Regions from separate parts of the Mus musculus genome. Here region 2 is linked to region 1. The links are chromatin contacts, found by POLR2A ChIA-PET in ENCODE. All regions are on one chromosome and are shown on one strand. The core of a region is the stretch at or near the end of the contact, and the rest is flanking DNA. Distances in the headings are between cores, read along the strand shown.

Region 1 (3,192 bases), core at 246-2,745:
TATTTGGAAAGGAATACAGACGCTGAGTCATCACTCTGCATGGGAGGGGGGGCCGGCGGAGGGGGGTAGGAAACGCCAATTAAGCGGTTGGAAGATGCGATTCATTCATTAGATTGGGCTTCAGGTGAAACCCGACAGCTATACCGCGAAAAATAGCACTCAAAAGACAGGTAACAAATAGCGGGAGCAGTCATCCTTTTATCCAACTCCGATGGTCCGGACGCACAAACGGATTAGGAAGCGGCATCACTAACTGAGCGAAAGGAGTTTAACTGGTTGTCAGGTTGGCGCAGTAAGCGCTCAAAGTAAACTTCGTTATCCAAGGGACAGAGGTGGTGCACGGTGGCGAAAAGCAATCACTTTGGCACTTCAAAAGCAGCAGGCGCTAGGCGGGTGTTTCTGACAGCGTGGGGCACGTGGGGCAGAAAGAGACAAGGGGCTCCTCTGGTTAAAGAGTGGTAGACTGGGGAGAAGGACTCGGAGCGACTGAGGCTGAGGACGTGGACTGCTGAGGACGTGGACTGAGGCTAAACGTTCAAGCCAAAGGATGCAGTAGTGGTCCCACCCCCGCCAAGCCCTGCCCCCGTAGGGACCCACAGCTCCTGGCTCAGCCCGGAGCCCCCAAAGCACAGGGGGAACAGTAGCTCTCCCGCGCCTGACAGCCTCAGCCGTGCACAAGCCCAGCCAAGCAAGAGTGTGCAAAAGAAGGGGTCGGGAGGAAAAAGTCGAGACAAGCCCTAGACCCTAGGAAGTGACTGTGTTTGGGGGGGAAGGGAGGGCTTCCTTCTCTGGGAAGGGGGACAGATGAGGAATGCACTTCACAGCCGCGCCACCGCGACGCCCGGCTCTCCGCTTCTAGTCCCGGGCTCCTGCTCTCCCTTCCTCCCTCCGCTTCCCGCAGTGCCCGGGCCACTCGGTGCCTGGCACCCCGGGTCTCGGGTACTCACAGAGTCCGGGGCTGTCCGTCGTCTTCCATCATGGTGGGTGCGACGGAGTGATCCCGGGACAAGGGGGAGGGCAGGGCTGGGGAGGGGAGGGGGCGGGAAGGAAGGGGAGGGGGGCTCCGGGCGCCGGCTGGGGACAGAGGAAAAGGTACTGAACCCCGCTCTCGGGTCCGCTCCCCCCAGCCCGCTCCGGACACTGCGCTCCAACCAGGAGGAGCAGGAGGAGGAGGAGGATGAACAAAATGGCCGCCACCACCAGCCAGGCAGGAAACGCGGCAGGGCGCAGGCGCGGCCCGCCAGGTCACTGCTCAGGCCAGCTGCGACGGCCTGTCCGGCAAAAGTAGCTAAAGAGACAGAAAGCCCGGCCAAAGAGTACACCCTGCGACTGGACACGACGGAGCACGTTGTCGCTGTGGGCCTGCTGGCCAGTCAAGACCTATCCGGGTCCAAGAGAGACCCAACACAGAGAGAAAAGCCGCGAAACCAAGTCTCCGGGAATTGCGGTCCCGGGAAAGTGGGGGAAGCCCTTCTCCAGTGGCCTTCTGGGAACTGTAGTTCAAGGCAGACCCTGCGCCTGCCGGAGCGCGAAGGAGAGATTTCTGGGTAGTGTAGTCGTACGTGAGGACGTGCCGCGACTAAGTAGTCGGCGTGCCGGGATAGAGCGAGGAATAAAAGGCGGGCGGCCGAAATAGAGAGGAGCTGTCCGGGAAGTAAACTACAAATCCCAGAGTGCCTCGCGCCGGGGCCCGCCCCAGGATCGCTCTTAGCATCTTAAGGCTCTTCTGTTGGTCCAGTGTGAGCTTCTGCTCCGCCTCCGTCCAGCCCCAGAGCGGTTTCTTCAACTGCAGATCAGGCGGTGTGCTGGCTCCGCGTGGTTCTCCCGTCAGCCGGCCTTGCCCGCCTCTACTCTCAGAACTGCTGGTCCGTGTTCAACAACCGACGCCTCACGCGACGGGCAAAAGAGTGGCAACTCTGAACCCGGAGAGATGTAGCGGACATCGGGCAACACCAGATCCAGCCTTGTCTTTGAGCACGTGTTCTAACCAGATAGGCCTTTCTAGACTATACCGCTTGTAACTTGCTTTACAAGTTCCACAAGGATCGCTACCCATTATCTCATCGGATTAGTGGGTAAGGCTGCAAAAGAGCAGCCCCTCATTCAAATGGCTTGTACCGCTCTTTCAAATCCCTACTTAAAACTTAAATATTCGCGTGGTGGCGCACAGTGCTACTGAACAGGAGGATAATGGATTTAAGGCCAGCCTAGAAATAGATACCAAGACCTTATCAAAAACTAATAATCAGTGAAAACAGCAAAGAGGCTCAACGACCAGGTCTCATGCCAAAACAGTCTGGAGTTCGGTATTGGAGGACACGGGCTGCTAGTATTGAGATGCTAAAGCAAGAGAGGAGATAGAATCATGACAATCTACTGGATGTACACCACATTTGTGGCTGAGGCCCCTAGGGGTCAGACGAAGGGATGGCATTCCCTGCCTGAGACTGGAGTTAACAGTGGTTGTGAGCTGCATATGAGTGCTGAGAACCAAACTGGAAGCCACTGTAAGTGTGCTCTTAACCAGCTCTCCCGTGCCCCCAGCTGCACACTGTCTCATTGAAGGAGAGAAAAGGTCTGGTGGCCAACAGAGAGCTTTGGGGTAGCTTATAGATCTGCTTAGCTGCATACTGAAACCCTACCTGAATTTACAGGTACAGTGGGAGATTGGAGGCTGCTTCTCCATGAGCCTAGGAAGGAGAGAGTAAGTCTGAACGAGAAACGGATTATATCCCAAAGTGAAAAAGGAAAGAGCAACTGGGCGTGGTGGCGCACGCCTTTGATCCCAGCACTTGGGAGGCAGAGGCAGGCGAATTTCTGAGTTCGAGGCCAGCGTGGTCTACAGAATGAGTTCCAGGACAGCCAAGGCTATACACAGCAAATCCTATCTCGAAAAAGCCAAAAAAAAAAAAAATTAATTTTTTTTTTAAAAAAGGAAAGGAAAGAACTTCAGAGAGCTTCAGAAATCTACACAAGTGAAACAAAGGGGTCAGAAAAAAAAATAGGGAAGGGAAGAGGTGGGGAAGGCACCAAGCTCAGCCTCAGCCATACAGTTCCCATCCACTTCCAAAAGGTAAGCCAAATGAAACGCAGGCAGTCCTATACCCAGAACAAGCCCACAACCCTTGTAAGCCTTAAATCCAGGTTTGACGCAGCAGTAATTGCCCCAGCAGAAAAATTCAACAGCAGAGA
Region 2 (3,308 bases), core at 105-2,604, 280 kb after region 1:
CACCCTAGATGGCTAGGTTTGAATCTGCCTCTTTCCACCTGCACTGTACTCAGACCATTCATCAGGCCAGGCACACATTCTACTACTGAGCTATAATACCCCAAGCCCGTGGTTTACTCTTTCGCGGGCTTGCACACCCCTGCCCCTGTTGAAGACACTGTGTGTTCACTGGCTATATAATCGTCATGTCTACCCAGCCCTTCTATCTGCCGGCTTTAGTTTCACCCTGGGAAACTACCTGATTAGTTAGAATTCTAGGTAAAATGAATCCGATCCGGTGGGAGCGTTACTACAGAAAACACATTCCACGGAGACCGGTGGCACAGGCCAGTCATTAAACGCACCGAAATCTGGGATGCGCGTGGGAATCGGAGGTCTGGTTAACCAAAAAAAGCAACGATGACAATTACACCTAGAATTTACTCAGCTTGCCTACAGCACTCTCGGCTCCCGTTCTGTGGCAACTCATCTAAGTAGTTGAGTATTTCTAGCTAGCCCTGGTACGGGAACAGGTAACAGAGCAGACGGGTTCTAATGTCAACAGGGCAGGAAGAATAATTTAAAAAAAAAAAAAAAAAAAAAAGAAGAAGCATTCTCCCGGATGTCAAGGGAAACAGAGAGAACTTCTGAGCGAAGGCTCGAGCACTCCCTTACACACCCCGGAAGTTTTGAAATATCCCGCAGGCTCCCACAGGCAGTGGCTTCTCTCCGCGGCCGCTCTAAGGGCCCTCCGTGGGCAAGGGGACCTCTCCGTGTCTGCAGCACCCGGGCTACGTAGGCCACCGGCCCGGAGCCAGGCCGTCAATCACAGCTAGCGCTCGGAGCCGCGGCCCCGCCGCCAGCGAGCCGCGGCCGGGCAGCGGGCAGGTGACGGGAGGCGGCGGCGGCGCCAGCGCCGGCGGCCGGAGACGGCTGCTTCTGCTCGGCTTCCAGGCCCGGGGCCACGCGAGCCCTCGGCAGTGATTCCCCCGGCCCGTCGTCCGGAGTGCGGCCGCGCGGCGGGCCTGGTCCCGCAAACTCCGCTCCCCTCCCGGCCCTGCTCGCCACGCGCCACTCACCGAAGAAGCCTTGCACGATCCCGAGCGGGTGGCTCAGCCAATCTTCTCCACAGGGCATGGCGCTGAGGGCCGGGGCCAGCGCGGCCCGTGCGGCGGGCGCTCCTCTGCGGGCCGAGCGCGCTCGGAGCCCGGCTTCTCGGGGGCTCGGCCGCTCCTCGTCCGCGCCCTCCCACGCGCGGGGGCGTCGCGAGCCACGGGCCTCCGCGCGTCTCAAGGAGAGGTGGCTGCGGTGACGGGCACGAGCGCCTCGGAGCTGCTGGCCAGCGGCCGGAGGGGTGGGGGGGAGACCGTCCTAGCCTCCACTTCTCACAATGGCGGGAAATCGCGGCCACCGACCGCGCTGCCAGCGACCTGGGTGGAGCTCGAGGAGGAGGGGCGGCGGGAGCGTGCTGCGCACTCCCGGAGGGGAGGGAGTGGGCGGGGCGGACGGCCATTTTGGAGACGGAGACAGGTCGGGCAATCCCGGGGCCGCCATCTTGGAGATGGGCAGAGGAGCGCGTCTGTGCTTGGTATAGTGGTCCCTGTGTGCGCGCCTGGTGGCAAACTCCATCAGGGTGCTTCATTGGCTCAAAGTTTGAGTCCTTGCACCTGGACCAAAAAGACGCACGTTCTGCCAACTTCAAGAGTCATCTCTAAGCAAAATTAAAGGTTGAAATTCTATTTGGTGTCTGATCATCTGATCCCCTTGTGCCTCTTGTTTCTGGTGGTAGAACTCTTCTAAGGTGCCCTGCCCAAAGTCCTGTATAAGATTTGCCCCCAGCTCAGTGAGTTCTTCCTGAACGATTTAATCAAGGAGGTTGTGTAGCCTTTGTGGGCATCTCAATATGGCCAAGGAACTGGCAAGTGCTCAGAACTCTCTCCTAGCCCAGCCTTTAGCTTCTAACCTCAAAACACCCAAATGATCTCTGCTTCCAACCTGGCAACTAGGGAGCTATGACAAGATTCCTATACAGCATACAGATCAGAACACTCTTACAGGGCAGACCCTGAAGGGCCTAGAGAATTTAGGAACTGTCAAGTTTTCATAGAGAAGACATTTTCCCTAGAAATGGGATATACCTCAGAAAACCCTGATTTCATCATCTATACCTACTCGGCTGTAAAAAGGTAGTGGTGATCTGAATGTAATCTAGAAAGTATATAGCTGAAGAATAAGAACTTCTTGGTGGCAGAACACTTGCCTGTCATGCAAGCCCTAGCAAGGGATCAAACAGAGAGAGATGGCGACAGATGAACAGAGACAGCTATGACCAAACCCAGAAACCTCTGTAGTTCAGAAGGAAAAGGGAACCAAACCTGCCCTTCTGCCTTTGTTGGTCCCCTGGAGGGAACGTATCCTTAAATCATAGCACTTGGGATATAGTCAAGGAAGGTCAGGAGTTCATAGCCAGCCTTGGCTACACACTGAATTTGAGGCCAGCCTGAGCTACCTATATATGACCCCGTCTCAAAAACAAATAGATAAAAATTAAGAGCTCCACAGTGGTGGCCCATGCCTTTAATCCTATCACTCAGGAGGCAGAAGCAGGAAGATCTCTGAGTTTGATGCCAGTCTGGTCTACACAGCGTGTTCTAGGACAGCCAGGGATACACAGGTTTTCAAGAAACCCTGTCTTGAAAGAAAAATTAAGTTTGTGATCACCCACAAAGAACAATAACTTTGTAGAGAAATGACAGAAGAAAGTAGTTCTTAGTTCCCAAAGGCAACAAGCTGCAGGAAGTCAAAATAGGAGAGATTCATGGTAGACACAGTATATAAGATCTTTCTGCTTCTGGGTTGATAAGGATCGAAAGCTCAGCCAGGCGGTGGTGGCACACAACTTTAATTCCAGCACTTGGGAGGCAGAGGTAGGCAGATTTCTGAGTTCGAGGCCAGCCTGGTCTACAGAGTGAGTTCCAGGACAGCCAGGGATACACAGAGAAACCCTGTCTCAAAAACAAACAAACAAACAAACAAACAACAACAACAAAAACAAAAACAAAAAAACAAACCAACCAACCACCAAACAAAAGGATCGAAAGCTCTTCCAGGTAACTAGCTTCTGTGTTTTCTGGTAGAAAGGGGTGGGAGGATGCCTTGAAACCCTCCTGCCTTTGTACAGACAATGGGAGGGCAAGCGGTTTTCTTATACATGGTTCTGCTCAGTTGCTTTCAGTTCAAGATAATCTTTATGCCAAAGTGGCATGATTTGGAGTGACTCGGGATGAAAGAGGGAACTAGGACTTGGCATTTCAATATGACTTTGTGTC

What was found. ChIA-PET counts read pairs that join two places held with the same protein, here RNA polymerase II (POLR2A).
Region 2: POLR2A ChIA-PET joins it to region 1 with 17 read pairs in embryonic stem cell. The contact joins the promoter of Mcmbp here to the promoter of Tial1 in region 1. POLR2A ChIA-PET finds 5 or more read pairs at or near these places in 4 of 5 experiments (Patski and embryonic stem cell).

Annotation. Positions count from the first base shown.
Region 1 is chr7:128,460,178-128,463,369 of GRCm38, forward strand. Tial1 (Tia1 cytotoxic granule-associated RNA binding protein-like 1) reads right to left here and starts at 1,496. Exons shown (of 12, transcript NM_001347640.1): 1 at 948-1,496. The coding sequence starts at 979. Gm32816 (a long non-coding RNA gene) reads left to right here and starts at 1,543. Exons shown (of 4, transcript XR_378509.4): 1 at 1,543-2,075.
Region 2 is chr7:128,739,075-128,742,382 of GRCm38, forward strand. It overlaps Mcmbp (minichromosome maintenance complex binding protein), which reads right to left and starts at 1,355. Exons shown (of 16, transcript NM_145955.3): 1 at 1,059-1,355. The coding sequence starts at 1,116.